Linked DNA regions of Mus musculus: region 1 is linked to region 2. The links are chromatin loops, found by intact Hi-C in ENCODE. Cell type or tissue: left cerebral cortex. All regions are shown on one strand. Links, peaks and the distances in the headings refer to the core of each region. The heading gives the core; the rest is flanking DNA.

Region 1 (5,497 bases), core at 1,223-3,722, 77 kb before region 2:
ACTATTTTTTCCTTATGTTGCTTTTTGTCATGATATATTTTTTAAAGATTGATTTGTTTTATTTTATGTATATGAGTACATTGTAGCTGTGCAGATGGCTGTAAGCCTTCATGTAGTTGTTGGGAATTGAATTTTTAGGACCTCTGTTTGCTCTGGTCCCTTAAGGGCACTGTAGCTATCTTCAGACACACCAGAAAAGGGTGTCAGATCTTATTACAGGTGGTTGTGAGCCACCATGTGGTTGCTGGGATTTGAACTCAAGACCCTTGGAAGAGCTATCAGTGTTCTTACCTGCTGAGCCATCTCTCAAGCCCCCAATACATTTGTTTTAATCACAGCAACATAAATGAAATGATAATGGATCCTTTTATTTATCCCCTGTGTAGCTTTAAACTTAAAGAAGCCTATATCTCGATTTTTTTCTTTTATTAAAATTTGTTTTTTCCCCTCATATAATATATCCTGATTATGGTTTCCTCTCTCTATAACTCCCAGTTCTTCCCTACTTCCTGTCCCTTCCACATCTATCTCTCATTGGAAAACAAAACAGTTTTCTAAGGGATAATAATGAAACAAAGCAAAATAAAATAAAATAAAATAAAATAAAATAAAATAAAATAAAATAGACAAAACAAAAACTAACACATTAGAATTGGACAAAACAAGCAAATAGCAGGAAAGAAAGCCCAAGAAAAGGCAGAGGAGCTAGATAATGTGCTCATTTGCATACTCCTGAGTTCCATAAAAACAATAACCTAGAAGCCCTAATATATACATAAGGGACCTGATACAGACCTGTGCAGGCCCTGTCCATTCAAGTAGCATATAGATAGACTTTTAAAGGACACCTACCTATTGGTTTGTAAATGTGACATATTTCTATGTAATAACTGATAAAAGACATAGCATTGCATTTTCTTAACAGTTTTGTAACAGGCATGTAATTATTGTGTTTCAGTATTCCTATTTTGATGTTATCCTTTTTTAATGTGATTGCTTTTATAATATACACTTTATTTTCCTTTTCCTTTATTTATCTACTTGAGATTTTAAAAGTTACATTAAGTTCACATAAAATGTCTTTATCACTGTAAAAGTTTGTTTAAGTCGATAACTTCTCTCATAAGTCTAAATATTTTCTTCTAACTTTTATGTTATGTCACAAGGTTACTAATTAACCTTGCTACTAATTAACCTTAATATATAAGATACATGATTTTAGTAATTTTTATCTTCTAATAATATTTTTATCCTTTAGAGTTAAATGATTTGTGACTATCACAAAAATATTAGAGGATTCTGAATCTTTAGTGTCATCTCATTTCACAAAAGGCAGGTTAGTAGCAATGGTATCTTTTAGTTTTTTTTTTTTTTTTAATTGGTCTGGAAGGCTCTTTCCTTTGTGAAAGCAAGCTTGCCAGGTAATTACATTGGACATACTTTTTTTTTTCTGTAATGTTTTTGATAAAAAAAATCCACAGATGATGATATTGAGATTCCTTTGCAAATATTAAGTATTATTTATTCTGGGTTCAAAACCCTTTCTCTTTGACTTTTGAAATTTTGATTTTAATATGTGTCGGTGAAGATCTATTCATAGTTTCTGATTTGTGGTTTTGTTATACATCTTGCATCTGCATGTCCTTTGTATAGTTTTCCATGCTTTCTGCCAATAATTCTTTAAATAAACTTTATGTTTCTTTATCTCTGCTCCCTTTTGGACACTCATAATGTATATATTGCTTTGCTTGATAGTGTCTCACACATTCAGTAGGTTTTCTTCATCTATAATTCTTTTCCTTTGACTGGGAAATTTCAAAGAAGCTCTCATTGAGTTTACTCATTCTTTTTTCTCTTGTTTTTGAGTTTGTTTTTTTAAACCCATCACAGTGTATACTATTTTAACCACTATTTTTTAGCTTTAAATTTTAATATTTTTTACCTCCTTATTAAACTTTTTTGGTTGATATTATTTTCTCTATTACACTTATTTCTTGATCTGAGTTCTCTTGTAAACCACTAAGTTTCTTTATGACAATTATTTGTATTTTTGTCTGAAGTTTATACATTTCTATTGTTTTGTAGTCTGTTGTTGAAGCCTCATTTTGTGCTTTTGGTGATGTCCCATTTCTCTTGCTATTCATAATCATTTCATCCTATGCATTGGTACAACAATCCATTGGCATATAAAGGCTTGAAAATGTATGTACTGATTTGAATTTTCACAGACTGTTTTATTCTATCTAATCATGAGGAGTTTCTATGAAGGTGGTCTTTTAAGATTGGTGGATAGGTTTTTAGTTAAGGAAACTGGCACACAATTTAAAGTCCACAAAGGTAGTTGAAGTCTTGAGTTCATCTGGGTGAATCTGAACCTTGTACCTGTAAAGCTGGCCTACATGATGGATCAACAGTTCCTGGCCTGGCACTGGGATCCACAAGGAAAATCCCACTTTTCTGGTATGTGGAGCTGGGTATGGTTCTGTAGGGTGGGTCTGAGGCCTGTGCTGACAGATGCTGTCTTAGAATCCAACTAGAAGCAGCCCAGTAAGACTTTAGACCTCAAGGAGGTTGAAGAAGCCTTTTTCAGGGGCAAACATGGCAGAATCAAGTTTGTGAATGTCTTTCAATTTAAATTGTTAATTGAAATAACATCCATTACAATAGACAATTTTTTTTTATAACATAGCCCTTAGACTTTAAATTGTCTTGTTTAATCCTCAGTGGTTTTTAAGACAAAATGCTCACATTTTGCAGAAGTTAGATAACCTGACTTGGGTTACTCTTCCACTAGGTGGCAGAGGGAGAATTTGCATTATCTCAGAATGACTTATTTGTATTAAACTCAGGAAACTTTCTGGATGTTGATATAGGCCTTAGACAATCTTATATTTGATTATAAGTGAACTTTGTAAAGAGGGTTTAAGATCAGGTTTGAGGAAATTATTTTCATTAATTAATTGCTTGAATTCTTCTTTGACTGTTAAAAGAATGTATAAACAATTTGATATCTTCCAGAATGATTTTTTAATGAAGGAATTTATTTATCTCTGTATTGACTCCATTGATAGTTTGTCGCAACTTCCAATGATTACACTGGATTGTGAGTAGTTTTAAGAGGGAAGAGACAGTCTCCTACACCCCCCCCCCCCAATTCATTAGCTTTGCATCAATAGTTCTCTCTCTCTCAAAAAACAAAAACAAAACAAACAAACACAAAAAAAGAAACTGCTACATTTGCCACCAGAGGGAGTCATGTGAATTCCATAACAAATTGATGGAGGAAAGAATTTTTTCATGGCCTACTCATTTTTCAATTAGCCTTCAAAATTTGGTAAAGATTGGAAATAATTCAATATTTCACTTTATTTCATCAATTAGATAGATTGATTATATATGTTGGATGTGAAAACCGAAGGAACAAGTTGCTAGAGCTAATAATAAATAATGATAACAACAACAATAATAGTAATAATAATAGTAATAATAATAATAATAATAATAATAATAATATATAGGATTACAGCAAAAAGGGCTGGGGGAGAATGGTCCCCTTGGGCTCATAACTTTGAATACTTGGTCCTGAGATTATGGGGATTTTTCAGGGGAGGAATTAGGTGTGGCCTTTTTGAGGATATGTGTCACTGAAGGCAGGCATTGAGGTTTAAAAAGCCCACACCATTCCTAGTTAGCCATCTTTGTCTTGTTGATCAAGATGTGAGCTCTCAAGTACAGCTACAGTACCAGGTTCACCTGCCTAGGGGCCATGCTTGCCACCAAGATGGTCATGGACTCCAATCCTATAAAATGGTGAGCCCCAAGTTAAATTTTTCTTCTATAAGTTTCCTTGATCATGATGTCTTTTCATGGAGTTAGAAAAGTAGCTAAGACAGTGCACAGCAGTAAGCCTTGTTCAGACCCTTAGAGTCCATGTACAGCTGAATGTGTGGCAGATGTCTGCACTGCAGTGTTCCTACTGCAGCACTGGAGATGGAGACAGGAGCATCTCTGGGAGCTTGTAAGCTAGCAAGCAAACAAGAGACACCATCTCAAACAAGGTGGAATGTGATGAGACTAGTGCCCCTCCCCCACCTCTGCACATGTGCTATTAGTATGCATATGCTCTCACTCCAACATACCATTAGCATATACCCATATCCACAATAAAAAATAAAATGATGGCACATTCAAGATTTTAACAACATCAATTTAGTAATATTCTGAACCCCAAAATTAAACTTTGATCTGTTTATTATAAACATCATTATCTAATATCAGAATAATGCTTAAAAACTTTAAAATCAAAAATTCATTGATGTTTCAGTAAGTATACTATCCATGATACTATCTTAGCCAGGATGACTGTGATTATTTATAGTAAATATAATACCAAATCAAATCAAAATGAAAAGAAAATTTAGAGTAGCACTCTCTCATAACCAAAGCTACTTAGTGAATTGGTACTCTCCAGGACCCAGTCTCAGACTGCTCTGAACTGACAAATGAGGGGGAAATATATCAACTTACTAGAAAACTTATAATGAAATTTGTTTTATTTCCAATTTTAGAAATAAATGAGCAAAAACATTTTCTGAAACCCACTATGTACATAGCACTAAATTGCCATTAAGCTCAAGATGTAATGTTTATCTTAAGATGAGCTTTGTAACGCTTCTTAGACTACTTCACAGAGATCTGTGTTTTCACAAGAGGCTAGCTGTCCAGCTTCACCATTGTTGCCTGGGAACTTGTTCCAAATATAAATGCTCAAGCTAAACGCTGACACTACTGAGAACGTTCAAGGATGAGGCTCAAGTTTCTCTATTTTGATAGGCTCTGGGGAAGTATAGAGCTTGAGAGCCAGCTAGAACGATAGTCCCTTGAAACTTTGTCTAATGACTTATACAAATTACAGTACATACCTTTGTTTTTATTAATTAATTATTTATTTATTTCTCTTTTGTTATTATTAATCATTCCATTAGTTTATATCTCATACGATATCTCACTTCCTGGTTACTCCCTCCACCAACCCTCCATCCAATGATATTTCACTTACCCCTTACCCCTCTACCACCCCCCCATCCCACATCTGCCTTCTCCCCTCCCTTTTGCCTAGTGATAGTGCTCCCCCACCCACCCACACTCTCCCACCCCACTGCTCCAATATCCCCCTACTCTAGGGCACCAAACTTGCCTAGGAACAAGGGCCTCCCTTCCTGTTGCTGTCAGGCAAGGCCATCCTCTACTATATATGTATCTGGAGCCATAGATCCCTCCAGGTATACTCCTTGGTTGGTGGTCTAGTCTCTAGGAGAACTGAGTGATCAGGCCAGCCTATGTTGTTTTTCCAATGGAGTTGAAATCTCCCTATGTTCCTCCAGTCTTTCTGCCAGCTCCCCCACTAGGTTCCCTGAGTTCAGCCTGATGGTTGACTCCAAGCATACATATCTACATTGGTCAGTTGCTGGCTGGACCTCTCCAGGAACTACCACAC
Region 2 (5,497 bases), core at 1,716-4,215:
AGTGAGAATGTATTTTTATGGATTGAGGATTAGTAACCTTTTCAAGTTGAATTAATTACCAACTGTTTTTATTGACTACGGAAAGGGTTACCAAAATAGCAAAATTTTTTGTCATAAAGACCCTGGGGAAGACTTTTACTTTTTTTTATTACTACGATTATTTACTGGCTTAAAAACCTGATTGGTAGCTGAGGCTGTGACTGATCCACTGATTCAGCCTTCATCTGAAAATTTCAAGTTGTTCAAGAGAGACAGTCACTAGAGTTAACTGTGTTCACTAATCCCCTCCTGGGACCAGTCACTAATCCAAACTGAGTTATAGTCCAAGTAGCTAGGTGGAGTCAGGCAAAATCACTTGTCTTTCTCTTTTGTGCTATCACCAATCCCCTTGATCCACACCTGTTCACTTATCTAAGTAATGGAAGTATGGGTTGGTGAAACCCAAGTTTGCTGGCCTCAAGATCATTGCTGACATTTCTGATTGATATTTGAACCTTTAAGCAAAGTTCGTCATGAAAATAATCAATGTCATGTGTCTCTCCTGCAAATTTTGAGATGGAAATATGTTAGCAGATCATGCTTTGGTAACCGTGTTTTTATTGTGTTTTTGGTAATGGTTCTAGTACCAACAAGGAGCCTTTATTGCTGGATCCGCCTCACCTCTGTGTATTCAATTTTGTCCCAGATCAAATCAGCTTTGGTGTAGAAATGAGGTTAGACTGCTCACTAATAATGGCTTGAGCAAAAACTTTATAGTTGCATAGACATTGAAATTGTCAGTTATTTGTTTTTTTTCTATTTATATTAAAATTCTGTTTATATAAATACTATATCAGTGAGAAATCCTGTTTTACTAGGTTCTTAACCTTATTTTTCCTATACAAAAGAAAAACAAACAAACAAAATCCCTCCAGAAGCAAACAAAACTATGGAAATCCAATAGAACTAATGGCAACTTTCTCTGGCTTTGTAATACTGAGCCTACAAGCCTTTCTTAAAAGCAATAGATTTAGAACTCAAAATTTCTACTATACATTAAAATGCAATAATTATATTAAAATTCCAAACCAAACCATTAGACATATATTCATTTGTAAATACTAATGGCATATAATAATAAATAAAGGAATGGATTTGAAAAGCTTAATAATGCTTTTAAATATTAAGTCAGCTTTTTGCTATCATTCATATATTTTCAGTTTCAAAATATAGTAGTTATAAAAATAAAATTATTATAAAGCAAATTTGTCTAGTTTGTGCTTATATGCTAAATTAAAGAAAATTATATGCCAAATATGTAAAATTTATTCCACAAAAATTAACAGGCTACACAGATAAATTTTGGCAAATGCAACTTTATATTGAAGTTCACACATCTGTATCTTAAAGAATGAGACTCACAGAATCTAATGTATTTCTAAAATACCAGAAATCATATTATAAGCTTTCACAAGTTAAAACTGAAATAATTTAAAGGACCAATACACTGAATGTGCAGAAAGTATAAAGAAGACTGTGCCTTCCATACAATAAATGCTTCACAAGTTATGCCAGATGTCATACGAAGGCTGTGGGCGCCCCTGACAGCTGACATACAGTATAAACACATATCAACTGTCTGCTTCTTAGACCCCACTAGAATGGGCAGCACACCTCAGAAGAAAATCTCATTATACTAATGGTGTGCACCTTAATTTCCAAACCAAACCATTAGACAAGTATTCAATGCTCTTCCATGCACTTCCCGATGAGCAGCCAGGACCAGTTACTGATTCATTGCCTCTTGACTACTGCTCCACTGCTAAAGAAGATGAAGGATACTAGATAACCCTTTAAGGCAACACGTGTTTATTCTGCATTTTTCGAACTGCTCATCTCTGGTCAGTTGATTCCATTCATGTTGCCTCCCAGAGAGATATCTAGCATTTGTAAAATAGAAACAAACTGGAAACTTTTTCTTTTTCTTTTTTTTTACTGAATCAACAAAAAACACATAATACAGTTCAATGCTAGCAATTTCACTGGTAGGGAAGGAAAGTGGTATTTAGAAATAGCAATATATTAATACAAAAAAGGTAAACTCTAATTGGAACCAATATACTGCTTTGGAATGCTCCCCCAAACTTACAAGGCGTGTTTAAAGTGGTGTACCCCAATAATTCATGGCACATCTTTTAAGAATTACAGTACTGTTAAGTCCCCCAGTAGTGTAGTCTTTGCAAAACAAAAATAGTATGAAATGTTTTAAAGTCTTCAAACTTCTAAAATTAGCTTTTATCAACACATTTACCTCATGTCAACTTAATTTATTAAAATGTCCAATGCTAATTGTTTTTTGAAGTTTTTTTTCATATGTAATGATATACACAGCATTTAGCACTGATACTTAGCACCTGCTACTTTCGTTATCTAGTGTTCACCCACAGAAAGAAACTTAGGGCAGTGGTTCTGTCCTTTCTTAATTACAAACCTTCGCCAGCAGTCAGCAGGATCACTCCGAGATTTAAAATAGGATTATAGGTGAACTATTGCAAAGACTGCAGAATGTTGCCCAAATCCTTGTCACTGCTGATTCCCATCCTTGGTTTTCTTCTCCAGACATGGCTACAGGCCACAATTGCTTAGCAGAGAGGGTTAGTGTTTCACAAGGCTAAAGATTTACAGATGCTCCCTCATATAACACAGTAAGGTTCCCTTGGTAACCTGGATTTTCTGCAGTAAAGAAGGGTTGTGCTGAAACAGCGCCTCAGCTCCCTGTTGGAGAAAATGCAGACAAAGGGATTGATTCCTGCTTGGGCGAAACTCATCCAGACAGCGGCTGTTAGAAATCCCCCTGGTACTACAGGCCCTCGTGCAAAAACTCTCCAATAGCAGGCCACCAGGTAGGGACCCCACAAGGTTAGGAAGAGGAAAGTCATTATATAAAACATTCTGCTGATTCTTTTCTCCATTTTGAACTCATCCAAGACCAATAGCCGCCTTCTGCCTGTGGTATTCGCATTTTGCCTGATGCCCAGCAAGGTGGGTGGTGTGGGACCCCTTCCAAATCCTGCTAGCCAATTGGCAGCTGCCTGGCCGCTAGCTCCAGGGCCATGAAAGGTCCAGTTCTGACTCACTGCTGCTACAAACTGGACTGGCTTCATTTTCCTTCGATCGTGGACAAAAAATATCAGCTTGAGGTAGACAAGCTGTGTGGCTAGGAGGATGAGAGCAAGGAGCAGCATAAATCCTAGGGAATCGTTAGCCCTGAAGGAGCGGTGTTGGAAGGTGCATTGATCCTCCTCCCTAATGAAGGAGTAGGTGCCTACATCTAAAACTGGGGGGAATGCCATGGCCACGGACAGAGTCCACACCATGCAGATCACAGCCAAACACGTCCAAAAGGTCAGCCTCTTTGTATAGAAGCGGTGATGGGCGATGGCTAAGTATCTGGTGACGCTGATGCAGAAGAGCATGAAGGCAGTGTGGAAACAGGACAAAACCCCCAGGAAGGCAATCACTTTGCAAGTCAGAGTCCCGTAAGTCCAGGTGGAGCCATTTTTGACAGAGTTGAATACAAATGGAAAACAAATTGCAGATCTGAGGATGTCTGAGCAGCACAGATCCAGCAGGAAGTAGTAAGGAGCTCTATGCAAGGTCTTATCTTTCACTAGCAAAATGGAGATCAGAAGGTTGCCCACAACGCTGACTCCTATTATGAAACCCAGGGAAGTCAGTTTCAGAAAGGCTGTTAGAGGCGAGAGATTTTGCAAAATGTTGTCGGCTGCATGGCTATAGTTCGCCATAGATGGATGGAGGATAAGGAAACAGCCTCAGTCAAGTCTCATGATCTAGATATAAGAACAAGGAAAAGATAGATCCATACATTTTACTGAAAATGTAATCCACAAAGAGATCAGATCCGATCTGTGGCCATGCTTCCTCTTGCCTTCCGTTTGATTTGCCATCAGAACATCTGAAGAAGAGGAAGAAGAAGAAAAAGAAGAAGAGAAAAAGAGAGAGAACTATCAGTTCTTCAGTTGGTAAGTTATGATGTCAGTGCTGCCCCAAAGCTGTTCCTTTATGAGGAAGCAAGTAAAGTTTCAATGTTAAACAGTACTGTTTGCTTCAGCTGCAATTGGAGATGTCAGAGTACTTACTGACTGTTTCAGTACTCTAAACTAGGTAAACTTAACGGGGTCCTTATTCTAGACACCATACAGTCAGATTTGGGCATCTTCAGGAGGGAAGGGAATAAATTGTTCCACAGTTGTAAAATATGCCAGCCCCCAGCTTTGCAATGGAATCTGCAAGGTTGCTGAAAGGAGGCAGATAGCAGGCTCCCCACAGTTATCTGAGCTCCTGTAATACCATCAGTATTTTAAAGGAAGCCTCTCAGCTCATATGCATGCAGAGATCCTCTGCAAATGTATAGCTTTTGAGTCAAGTGCCCCTGTACATGCTGCATAAAAGTATTTGTTGATTAATATTGAAGCATAATTCTAACACCAGACTTCAAAATGACTAGAAACCTATCCGGAGATTCAATGTGATTTAATCTTTTGTCTTTCTTTCCCTACCCCACCCCCACCCCCCTTTTGGGAAAATCCTGTCCCTTTTAAAGCTACATGATTATTAAAAATGGTAAATGTAAATACTGGCCAGGGAAACACACCCAGAGGGATAATGCACTTCCATTTGTAAACCTTATATTCAAATGAATATAGCATGAAACGGTATCTCCGAGGCAATTAAGCCTTTCTCATTTACACTGATAATCTCTGTTGCAAATCACAAGTGGCTTTATTTTCAAACAAAATGCACATTGTCTCCTAGGTGCCAGTGAGCCACACCAGGGAAATCAGTTTCCTCTGTTATTCCCTTTGCCACTTCTCACTTGCCTGGAATATGCTGATGGAAGCCCAGGCAGAACTGCATCCGATGGTGTTAATTTCCCAACCGGTACATCCCCGGGTAAATACCGATCGCATCATGCAACATTACGAAACCTGAAATCCACCACCCCTGGATTTATAACAGAGATGGGGGAGGGGGAAGGGAGGGGGAAGAAGGGAGGGAGGGAAAGAGGGAGGGAGGAAGGGAAGGAGAGAGAGAGAGAGAGAGAGAGAGAGAGAGAGAGAGAGAGAGAGAGAGAGAGAGAGAGAGATATGCATTACATACTCGAAGATGGGAAGAGATTGCTTCTGTGCTGCAAGGGAAGGGTTCTCCGTGATTCGCAGTCTCATATTCCTCAGCTTTGCAAAGGTTTCCAGAAACCGAATTCTCAATAAGCGTTAGAAGATGCATTGTCTGAATGTACTTCCATTATGCAGTTTATTGTCAAAAAAAAAAAAAAAAAAAAAAAAAAACCCTCAGGGAGGGCTGTATCCTGATGAACCTGCAGTTTCATCAGCACGGTGCAACCCCCTCCCCCAAACTTAACCGAGAGTATATCCTCCTACCTGTTGGTGTTGGATATCCCGACAGACTATAGCTTCTTCTTTCTATAAATTGCTGA

The links. Hi-C counts contacts between places; a loop is a spot of excess contacts. Peaks named below come from ENCODE experiments on the same cell type or tissue, not always from the same donor. Only the 100,000 strongest peaks of a DNase experiment are listed, where the experiment ranks them.
Region 1: it touches region 2 in a loop (2.0-fold over the local background); 2 of 42 quality-filtered maps call a loop at or near these places.

The regions. Positions count from the first base shown.
Region 1 is chr6:13,756,377-13,761,873 of GRCm38, forward strand. No RefSeq gene overlaps it. Among named protein-coding and RNA genes, the nearest start is that of Gpr85, 81 kb to the right of the region's middle. In left cerebral cortex, for the core only: CTCF peaks have their summits at 2,773 (motif pointing right) and 2,973; a DNase peak (open chromatin) is centred at 2,782.
Region 2 is chr6:13,833,119-13,838,615 of GRCm38, forward strand. Gpr85 (G protein-coupled receptor 85) reads right to left here. Exons shown (of 3, transcript NM_001330667.1): 2 at 5,442-5,497; 3 at 1,334-3,955. The coding sequence starts at 3,785. The coding sequence ends at 2,673. Among named protein-coding and RNA genes, the nearest start is that of Gpr85, 4.1 kb to the right of the region's middle. In left cerebral cortex, for the core only: a CTCF peak has its summit at 2,750; DNase peaks (open chromatin) are centred at 1,730, 2,771, 3,009, 3,482 and 2 more places; H3K4me3 peaks cover 2,500 bases; H3K27ac peaks cover 1,886 bases.